Regions from separate parts of the Homo sapiens genome. Here region 2 is linked to region 1. The links are chromatin contacts, found by Hi-C or POLR2A ChIA-PET in ENCODE. All regions are on one chromosome and are shown on one strand. The core of a region is the stretch at or near the end of the contact, and the rest is flanking DNA. Distances in the headings are between cores, read along the strand shown.

What was found. Hi-C counts contacts between places; a loop is a spot of excess contacts on that map. ChIA-PET counts read pairs that join two places held with the same protein, here RNA polymerase II (POLR2A). Pooled maps may share reads with other maps.
Region 2: a pooled map shows a loop between it and region 1 (2.3-fold over the local background). The contact joins two enhancer-like sites. A Hi-C loop is called at or near these places in 1 of 50 pooled maps. POLR2A ChIA-PET finds 5 or more read pairs at or near these places in 3 of 52 experiments (GM12878, activated B cell and activated CD4-positive, alpha-beta T cell).

What each region holds. Positions count from the first base shown.
Region 1 is chr19:44,750,824-44,755,823 of GRCh38, forward strand. It overlaps BCL3 (BCL3 transcription coactivator), which reads left to right. Exons shown (of 9, transcript NM_005178.5): 2 at 404-557. Among named protein-coding and RNA genes, the nearest start is that of BCL3, 4.6 kb to the left of the region's middle. RefSeq lists enhancers at 2,611-2,680, 3,891-4,050, 4,204-4,914 and silencers at 2,801-3,010, 3,091-3,170. Within about 2 kb of position 3,073, at least 40 of the 41 ENCODE cell types and tissues checked have a DNase peak (open chromatin) inside an H3K27ac peak, as active enhancers do.
Region 2 is chr19:44,987,046-44,992,045 of GRCh38, forward strand. It overlaps CLPTM1 (CLPTM1 regulator of GABA type A receptor forward trafficking), which reads left to right. Exons shown (of 14, transcript NM_001294.4): 8 at 134-378; 9 at 1,035-1,128; 10 at 3,350-3,540; 11 at 3,805-3,900; 12 at 4,193-4,328. Among named protein-coding and RNA genes, the nearest start is that of RELB, 12 kb to the right of the region's middle. RefSeq lists enhancers at 2,056-2,215, 2,696-2,745. Within about 2 kb of position 2,291, at least 4 of the 41 ENCODE cell types and tissues checked have a DNase peak (open chromatin) inside an H3K27ac peak, as active enhancers do.

The sequences.
Region 1 (5,000 bases), core at 1,823-4,322:
CCTCCACTCTCCCCAAACCCACTCTACATTTATCCCACACCCTGCACCCAGCAATTCATCAGCCACAAAATCACTCTGCAGACAGTCCCTGGGGTCCCCTGCTAGGTGATGATGGGTGCACCCTCTGTTCTTAAGGGACCCTTTGTCTGATTGGAGATTGAGGTCAGAAGATAAGTGACAATGAGGGTGACCAGCCCTAGAGGGAGAGGAAGCTGCCAGAGCCCAGAGGAGGGACGTGGAAGGGGGTTTGTTTTAGGCCCTGAGGACCCTGTATGGGATGCAAAAGGGACCCAGGAGAAAGGGCAGGTGACACCACAGGAGCAAAGTTTTAGAAGTGGGGGGCGGGTTGAGGGTCTGTGGGTGTGGCCTCACCCATGTCCCTTCTCTGTCCTCCATTGTCCAGGAGCCTTACTGCCTTTGTACCCCACTCGGGCCATGGGCTCCCCGTTTCCTCTGGTGAACCTGCCTACACCCCTATACCCCATGATGTGCCCCATGGAACACCCCCTTTCTGCTGACATCGCCATGGCCACCCGTGCAGATGAGGACGGAGACACGTGAGTGACAGTCCCCTATTAAGGGGAGGGGTGGTTGGGAAGACCAGCCGTCCATAACACAGGGCCACTCAGCTCCCAGTGGACCTGAGTCAGAACTCGGTCTCCACCACAGGCTGTGTGACCTTGAGTAAGGCCCTTCCCTGCTCTGAGCCTCAGTTTCCTCCTCTGAAGAATGGGCACCTTGAGAGCATTTACCTCCTAGGCCACTATTTTTGTTTGGTTTTTGTTTTTGTTTTTTTGAGACAGGGTCTCACTCTGTCGCCCAGGCTGGAGTGCAGTGGCACGATCTCAGCTCACTGCAACCTCTGCCCCCCAAGTTCAAGTGAGTCTCATGCCACAGCCTCCCGAGTAGCTGAGACTACAGGTGCCCACTGCCAAGCCTGGCTAATTTTTGTATTTTTTGGTAGAGACAGGGTTTCACCATGTTGGCCAGGTTGGTCTCAAACTCCTGACCTCAAGTGATCCACTCGCCTTGGCCTCCCAAAGTGCTGGGATTACAGGCATGAGCCCCAAGCCCACCCCTAGAACACTATTTTTGGAACGGTGGTCTTTAGATATTTTGTCACAACCTAAAAACAAGAAAGACAGTTCATTGATTAACTTACTATATGAATTATACATGTAAAACTATCACTGGACCTGGCATAAATGTTGAGTAAGTGTTTGTTAATATTACTATTATTTTATCTCAAACCCAGCACACACACACACACACACACACACACACACAAACTTGAAATTAAAATTGCACAAAATGAAACAATACTCGCCCTTACTATGTGGGTTCTACTGTGACATTTTCTTTTTTTCTTTTTTTCTTTTTCTTTTTTTTTTTTCTGAGACAGGGTCTCGATCTGTCACCCAGGCTGGAGTGCAGTGGTGCAATCATAGCTCACTGCAGCCTTGATCTCTTGGGCTCAAATGATCCTCCCACCTCAGCCTCCTGAGTAGCTGGGACCACAGACGCTACCCCCACACCTGGCTAATTTTTGTATTTTTTTTTTGTAGAAACACAGCAGTCTTGCTATGTTGCCCAGACTGGTCTCAAACTCCTGGGCTTAAGTGATCCTCCCACCTCAGCCTCCCAAAGTGCTGAGATTACAGATGTGAGCCACCGAGCCCAGCTTACAGCTTTACTTTGCCATTTTCTATTCTAGTCGACTTCATTGTTTCATGGTCACAGCCCACTACATTAATTTGAAGATCCCCTAAATTGATTTCACAACCCCCATGGTTTATCACCTGCAGTCTGAAGAACATGTTTGTGAGGCTGCTGAGAAGTCCTGCACGGGAGGGTTTGGTCTGTGCCTAGCACATAGTAAGCACTCACTGCAATTGATCATCATGATTCTTATTATTCTATTGACCTGGGTTGGAATCTCAGCGTGGCCACGTTCTACTCCCTCTGTGCCTCAGTTTCCCTCTCTGTAAAAACAGGAACCATCGCGTGTGAGGGTCTCTGGGAGGAAGAAATGACATGATTTATACAAAGCACTTCTGTGAGAATTAGTTTGGGGCCTGGAAACCACAGGTAGAGATGAACAGGCCTGTTTCTGCAGAGAAGTAGCAGAGGGCTGCTCCGCCACTGGCCCACTGAGTGATTTCATGTCCCTGAGTCTCAGTTTCCCTATTTGGAAACTGGGTCTCATAATAGCACCTATCACAATTAGGATTCAGTGAGATCTTGTACACATGTATTAATACAGTGCACAGAACAGGGCTGGGCAAACAGTAAGTGCTCAATGCATGGAAATGGGTAATGTTTGAGCAGAGCTCCCAGGGTGGTTGCAGGCCATCTCCAGAGCCCTAGCAGGAGAAAGTGGCCTAGATTATAAAGAGCTAATAAAACCTAGTTCCCTCCCCTTCTGGGTACCTCTGGGGGGTCATCTATGAAATGGGCTTAATCAGACAGTCTCTGCCCCCAGTGGTGAGCTGTCCATGCTGTTGAAAAGCAGGGTGCTTGCCAGAGGCCACCCGGCCCACCAGTCTCCAGCCCCAGGCCCTCCCCACACCCTCCCTCTCCGACTCTCCCCCAAGGCAAACACTTCTGCCTCAGCTGCCTGCTGGGGGAAATCCCTTCCCGCAGAACTTGACCGCAACCCAGCTGCTCTGCCTCCCCCACGTCAGCACCCGTCACTCACTCGCAGCCTCCCCCCTCCTGGCGCTTCCTCCAACCTTAACCCCTTCCGCTGGGGCTGAGACTTTACCGGAACGGGCAGCGGCCCGGCCCCAGCCTGCGCCACCGGCTCCTCTTCACACCCGCGGGGGAGGGCAGTGGGGGCGAGGAGGGCGGGGGACGCTAAGTCTGGGTCCCCGCAGAAGCCAAAAGGTTGGGAGGCTGGGCTTCCATCTCCTCACAGGCGGGTACGAGCCTTGGGGCATTTGGACCCCCAAGAGGTTAGGGACTGGGCAGCCAGAAACCTGGGGAGGGGGCAGGAAGGCGGGGGCGGGGGGGGGGGGTGATGTTCTGATTCTCAGAAGGCAGAAGTTGGGGAACTGTATTCCTTAATCTCCGAGGGGATGAGGAGCAGCTTGGCAGCTTGGGGACCTGGCACTCAGAGGGGCTTTACGGGCAGGACCAGATACAGAAATTTGCAGAGTCCCTTGTTCAAAACTTAAGAATTTCACGACAGCGGCAGCAGGACGTTGGGCTGGTGAAACTGGTCACGCCAAGGGGCCTGAAAGTCTGTGTTCCCAAAGGGCCAGGGTTTGAGGCGCTGTATTTCTGGGTCTCTGAGGGGACAAGGACTGGCAAGGTAGTTTGGGATCCTGGAGCTCTGAAGGACGGGGGAAGTCCTTATTCTTAAAGAAGAGTTAGGGCTATTTCTGGCTCCCAAGAGATGTTGGGGGTGGATGCCGGGATAAGGAGGACTTGCAGCCAGCTGGAGCCTGAGCTCTGCGGGGTGGAGTTCCAGAGGGTCCCCCAGGCGGGAGGACTCGGGATTATGCGCCCCCCCTACACACACACACCTCAAGGGAGCTAGGTCTTCTTGGGCTGGGCACTCCCTTCCCCCGCCCCATTCGAGGATGGAAGTTGGGGTGCCAGGGGTGGCCAGGGTAGATCCCCGGCGGGACAGGCTTCCCTCCCCCGGGAGCAGGAAGCAGAGCCCCGCCCAGCAGACCTGTTACTGGAAGTCCGAGGGCTGGGTCGCCCCTCCCGTCCCCACTTCCTCCAGCCCCGCCCCACCCCCTGCGGCCCGCGCGTTTATGGGAACTCAGGCCTGGACGGTTTCTCTGAAATCATTCGCTGCGTCTGCCCTCACTTAACCCTGGCCGCCCCGAGAGGGACCCAGGCCAGGCGTCCTGGGAGATGCAGAGAAGGGGGGACCCTTCCCAGGGACCCCGGCCCCTCCCTCAACATTTTATTTTTAAATTTGGCTTTCACGGATTAGGAGTCAGGTTCAGCGATTCACCTGCGTGATCTCACCCTGGCATGTGGACGCTGTACTTTACATAAGAGAAAACTGAGGCTCCGAAAGGCCCCCATGGCTTTGCCCTAGCACGCGGCTACGCTAGGAGGGGTTGTGGCCCAATTTGCAACTCTGGCCCCGGGATTTCTGCACTCCATCAGAACCACCTGGGAGGCTAGTTTAAACTGGATTCTAGAGACACATTCCACAAGAGAAACGGGTGCTGGTGAGAAAGGAATTACTTAGTAAACTTTAAATAAAGATCCTGCCACCCACTGTGTACACGCAGTCCTCCTTGGGTCCTCCACTCTGTCCCCCACCCCATGCAAACAGCACAGGCGTGCACAAGCACGCACGCATGCACACACACCAGTCTCTGAATAGCTGTTCTAGGTTGGGGTCTCTGGAAACTGAGCAGGAAGTTTATTGGAAATGCTCTCCATCAACACCTGTGGGATGAAGGAAGCCCATCTGGGCAGAGGGAGAAGTTGAGCTGCTGTGTCGCCTCCACACGGCCTCAGCTGTCCCACAGGGAATATTGAAGCTGGAATGGCCTTCAGCATTGGGGTCAGGAGGCTAGGCCTTCTATGCTGGCATTAACCAGTGACTGGATGCCATTGAAGGGCAGCTGCCCTTGATTCACATGGGGCGTGACCTTGGACAAGCAGCTCTCTTGAGTTGAGGGTAATTCCCAAATGGTCTGAAAGCTGACAATCTTCCCAGAAGCTGAGGGAGTGAGTCCTTCAGTCTAGAAGGGGGTTCTGGACTGTACCGCCTCCAGAACAATGGCCCCATCCCAGTTTGTCCTCACCTCCCTTTTAGTCAAAACTTTTGTTCCAGACTGGGCGTGGTGGCTCACGCCTGTAATCCCAGCACTTTGGGAGGCTGAGGCTGAGGCAGGAGGATCACTTGAACCCAGCAGTTAGAGACCAGCCTGGCCAACATGGTGAAACCATGTCTCTACTAAAAATACAAAAGTTAGCTGGGCGCGATGGCACACATCTGTAATCCCAGCTACTCAGGAGGCTGAGGT
Region 2 (5,000 bases), core at 1,041-3,540, 240 kb after region 1:
TGTGGCCTAGAAATGTCCCCTGTCCTCCAGTCTCTGTAGAGGGGCCCTGTTGGGTCTCTCCAGACATCTGAGGCCTGCGGGTACCCTGGCCTCCTGCCCGGGCCAAATGGTGCCCCTGCCCCACGTGCTGCAGATGTGAAGTTCGACGCCGTGAGCGGTGACTACTATCCCATCATCTACTTCAATGACTACTGGAACCTGCAGAAGGACTACTACCCCATCAACGAGAGCCTGGCCAGCCTGCCGCTCCGCGTCTCCTTCTGCCCACTCTCGCTTTGGCGCTGGCAGCTCTATGCTGCCCAGAGCACCAAGTCGCCCTGGAACTTCCTGGGTGATGAGTTGTACGAGCAGTCAGATGAGGAGCAGGACTCGGTGAAGGTGAGTGCGGCCGGTGTGGGCGGGACTTCCCGGTGCCTTCCTGGGCGCAAGAGGCCAAGAGGAAGTGTGCCAGGCCTGGGCTGTGGGACCTCCCGCCTGGTGCTCCTCTGCCCACAGTTTCACAACCTCCCAGGTCCCTTCTCCACAGTGAAAGGAAGTGGGCACCCAGCCCTCCAGCCCTAGATGACTGGGGGTCCTCTCCCCAGGCTGTTCTGTTGGACCCTTTGGGTCCAGACCTGTCCCTTCCTCCTTCTGTCCCAGACCTTGTGTCCCTGGCCCTGGCTCCAACTCTGTGTCTCTGCCATCTCACTGGGTCCTGAAATGTCAGCCTGTGTCTGTGGCGTGAGGCTCGGCTTTGCCTCCTGGGCTGTCGTCACTGTTGGGTCTCTGCTCCTGGCTCCCAGTGTCCCTTCACCCACTCCCCGCAGCACTCCCTTGGCCTCTGCCTCTTCCCCTAGTGCCATCTCCCCGTCTCTTCTGTCTTTGTGAGTCACCCTCCTCTCTCTCCCCATCTGCCCATCTCTGACCCAGTCTCCTCCTGGCTGGCCCACCTTCAGCCTCCCTCTACAGGCGGCCCCAGGGGCAGCCCTCGGGACAAAAGCTAGTGAAGGTGCTCCTGGGTGGGGACAGGCTGTGCTCACATGTGTCCCCTGCAGGTGGCCCTGCTGGAGACCAACCCCTACCTGCTGGCGCTCACCATCATCGTGTCTATCGTTCACAGTGTCTTCGAGTTCCTGGCCTTCAAGAATGGTAGGAACAGGACCCCAGGGCTAGTGAGAGGCTGTGCAGGGTGGGGGACAGGACCTGCCCCCTTCCTCCTCCCCTCCCTCCCCACATGTCCTCCCCCTGCCTGGGGTCTCTCAGCCCCACTCTCCAGAGGCCTAGTGAGCTGGGGAGGGGCAGTGGCCCCAAAACTCCCAACCCAGAAATTCCCACCCACCGGGTGTGGAGCTGAGGGAGGGGCTGGCCCGCTGGTGGGGCAGAGGCCAGGCCAATACTGCCAGGAAGCAGGGCTGGGGAACTCCAGAGCCAAGAGCAGGGAAGCCCCGGAGCTGCTCCCGCCACCCTGCCCGGCAGGCTGCCTGCTGCGGGAGGCCGCTTAGGGCTGAGTGGACGGGGCCTGCCCAAGTGGGAAGGAGGAGCACTGTCCCCCAAAGGTCCCTAGGTTCTAAGGCTGACCATACTGATGGCCAGCGTTTGAGGAGAAGCAGCCACATGCCAGGCACTGTCCTGGGTACCCTCCCCAGTAGCTCCTTGAGCCCTGTGGGAGCCAGAGGCTCAGGGATGTCACTTGCCCAGTCACACGGTTCCTAAGGGGCAGATGGTTCCAGCCCCAACTCTCATCTTCTAGGCCCTGCAGGCCACTTCTTCCTTGCCCAGAGCACCCCAGTCTGAAGGAGTGGCCTGCGGCCCTGTAGCTCCCGCAGGCGGCAAGAGGAATGAGTAGTAGTATTCCTGGTATTAAGATGCTATTGCCGGCCTGGTGGTGGCTCTCGCCTGTAATCCCAGCACTTTGGGAGGCCAAGGTGGGAGGATCACCTAAGCCCCGGAGTTTGAGACCAGCCTGGGCAACAAAGCGAGATTCGTTTCTACACAATTTTTTTTAAGAATTAGCTGGGCATGGCAGCGTGTGCCTATGGTCTCAGCTACTCGGGAGGCTTGGGCCTGAAAGGTCAAGGCTGCCGTGAGCCATGATCACACCACTGAACTCCATCCTAGGCAACAGAGTGACACCCTGTTCCAAAAAAAAGGACGCTCTTGCCATTATTGAGAACTACCATCTGGAAGAATGCAGTGTCATACGGGCACAGGAGCTGGTGCCGACCCCAGCCAGCCATCTACCAGCTGTCGCTGGGAGACGGGACCCTTCTGCCTAGGAGCTGGCTTGGCTGGGGTCCAGTGAGAAATGAGGCACAAGAAGGCTGTCCTCCCCAGTGTCATGCAGCAGGGGGCGCAGGCCTCACTTGGCACCAGTGCTGTGTGGCCTCCCTGGTCTAAGGAGAGGCTTGGGCCCAACTGCTCCCACGAGAACCCACCAGAACCCTGTCTCCAGACCCATTCTTCTCAGTTGGGACAGGGGTCATTCTGATGGGCAGGGGTGGGTGGGGTGAGGCTATGGAGTGTGCCAGAGCTCTGGGATGTGGGGGAGCTCTGGGATGTGGGGGAGCTCTGGGATGGGGTAGGGTGCACATGGACCAGAATTCACAGCCCTCACTCCCTGAGTGCAGAGCTGGCCCTGACTCTGCAGGACTGCAGACCTGGCTCCACCACTGTGCTACAGACGTGGTGGCTCAGCCTCCTGTGGCTGCGGTTAGATGCTCAGCCGGGCGGGGTCAAGAGAGGGGTGTCCGTGGTGAGACCAGGGCTCAGAGAGGAGCATGCTGACATGGATCCTTGGCAGCATCTAGGCGGAGCACTGGAAGGAGCTCCAGACTGGAGCCCAGGGCCCTTTTCAGTTTCCTGAGCATGGCTGTGAGCCAGTTCCTTCCCGGTGTCAGGGCAGGGGCCTGGAGGAGGTGGTCTTGAAGTGCATGCCACAGATCTTCCTTCCCAGGGAGGGCGAGCTGGCACCATGGTGTGGCACAGACCCCGCGTCCCTTCAGATTCTGCCATGCCAGGCTGTTTGGCCTCAGGGAAGCAGCTTCCCTGACCAGTCCTTAGCACCTGGCACGTGGTGAGCCCTGTCCATGGCACCAGTCACCGTCACCATCAGTCAAGGGACTGCACCTTGGGGTGCTGGGTGCTGACGTCCTATGGGAGGGCTCCAGGGGTGCCGCCTGTCTGGTGCTCTGGGGGTCACCCAATGAATATGAGAGCCTTCCTGGGAGAGAGGGGTCTCGTTCAGCACCCCTCCTGAGGACCCAGCCCCACCCCAGGGTGTGAGGATGCAGGCCAAGGGGGCCTGAGGGAGCTGCAGTAGGGTCTCAGCACCTCCTCAGCCTCCTGGTTCCCCCCTACCCCCTGCGCACAGATATCCAGTTCTGGAACAGCCGGCAGTCCCTGGAGGGCCTGTCCGTGCGCTCCGTCTTCTTCGGCGTTTTCCAGTCATTCGTGGTCCTCCTCTACATCCTGGACAACGAGACCAACTTCGTGGTCCAGGTCAGCGTCTTCATTGGGGTCCTCATCGACCTCTGGAAGATCACCAAGGTCATGGACGTCCGGGTAAGGCTGGGGCGCCATGCTGTCTCGGGAGCTGCAGGGGTTGGGAGGGGGTAGTGTGGCCCAGCTGGACCCTGGAGCTGGCCCCCGGGGGATTCCCAGCAAGTGCCTCACTCCCAGGACTGAGGGGATTTTCTCACCAGGGGATTTTTTGGGTCACACATGGGGCAGGGGAACTGGGAACGGTGGGGAAGGGCAGGGGCTGGTTCTGGCTTGTGGGGTGGGAGCCAGCGTAGCAACTGACCATGGCACCCACCTCATCCACAGCTGGACCGAGAGCACAGGGTGGCAGGAATCTTCCCCCGCCTATCCTTCAAGGACAAGTCCACGTATATCGAGTCCTCGACCAAAGTGTATGATGATGTGAGTGTCCTGCACAGTGGGCCCCTGGGGGTGGTCTCCAGGTACCACGTATCCCTGAGGCACCCGGGGCCGGCCATCTGTCTGCCGGACCCATGCTTTACAGCCTGTGCCACATCCTCTGTGTCCCCCATCTGCCATAACTGCTTCCCTGGGCGAGTCCGGAGTCCCCAGGGCTACCTGGAAATTCCCCCTGCCCGGCCTGCCAGACCAGGTGTGGTGGGTGAGGGCGGGGAGCAGGGCTGCCAGGCAGGGCTGAGGAGCTGGCTGACAGCCCCACCCTGTGGCCCCACAGATGGCATTCCGGTACCTGTCCTGGATCCTCTTCCCGCTCCTGGGCTGCTATGCCGTCTACAGTCTTCTGTACCTGGAGCACAAGGGCTGGTACTCCTGGGTGCTCAGCATGCTCTACGGCTTCCTGCTGACCTTCGGTGAGCGGTCCGGCCGCCCCAGGAGAGAGCAGGCCCCATGCTGCGCAGGGCTCACAGCCCCAGTGTAGGAGACAGACCCATCCCCAGACAGGGACAACCTAGGGTGGGCAGAGCTGGGATATAGGGAGGCCCGAGGGCACACATGGCCCCATCTGGGGTCAGAGAGGACTTCAGGGAGGACATGAACAGTACGCTTCAGTCCTCATTCTCAGGGGGCCTTTGTGTCTTGGGAACAAGTAAACAAGTAGGGCCAGGTGCAGTGGCTCACACCTGTTATCCCAATGCTTTGGGAGGCTGAGGCAGGAGGATCACTTGAGCCCAGGAATTCGTGACCAGCCTGGGCAACTTGGCAAGACCCGATCTCTACAAAAAAACACAGAAATTATTGGGGAGTGGTGGTGCGTGCCTGTAGTCCCAGCTACCTGGGAGGCTGAGGTGGGAGGATCCCTTGAGTCCAGGAGGTTGAAGCTGCAGTGAGCCATGATTACGCCACTGCACTCCAGCCTGGGTGACAGAGTGAGACCCTGTCTCAAAAAACAAAAGACCGGGTGAATCACAGCCAATAGTGAGTACTGTGAAGGGCAGAGTGGTGGGAGGATGCACATTAATAGGGGTCCGGGGGCCCCTCTGAGGACAGGACATTTAAACAGAGGCCTCAGATATCCAGGGAGA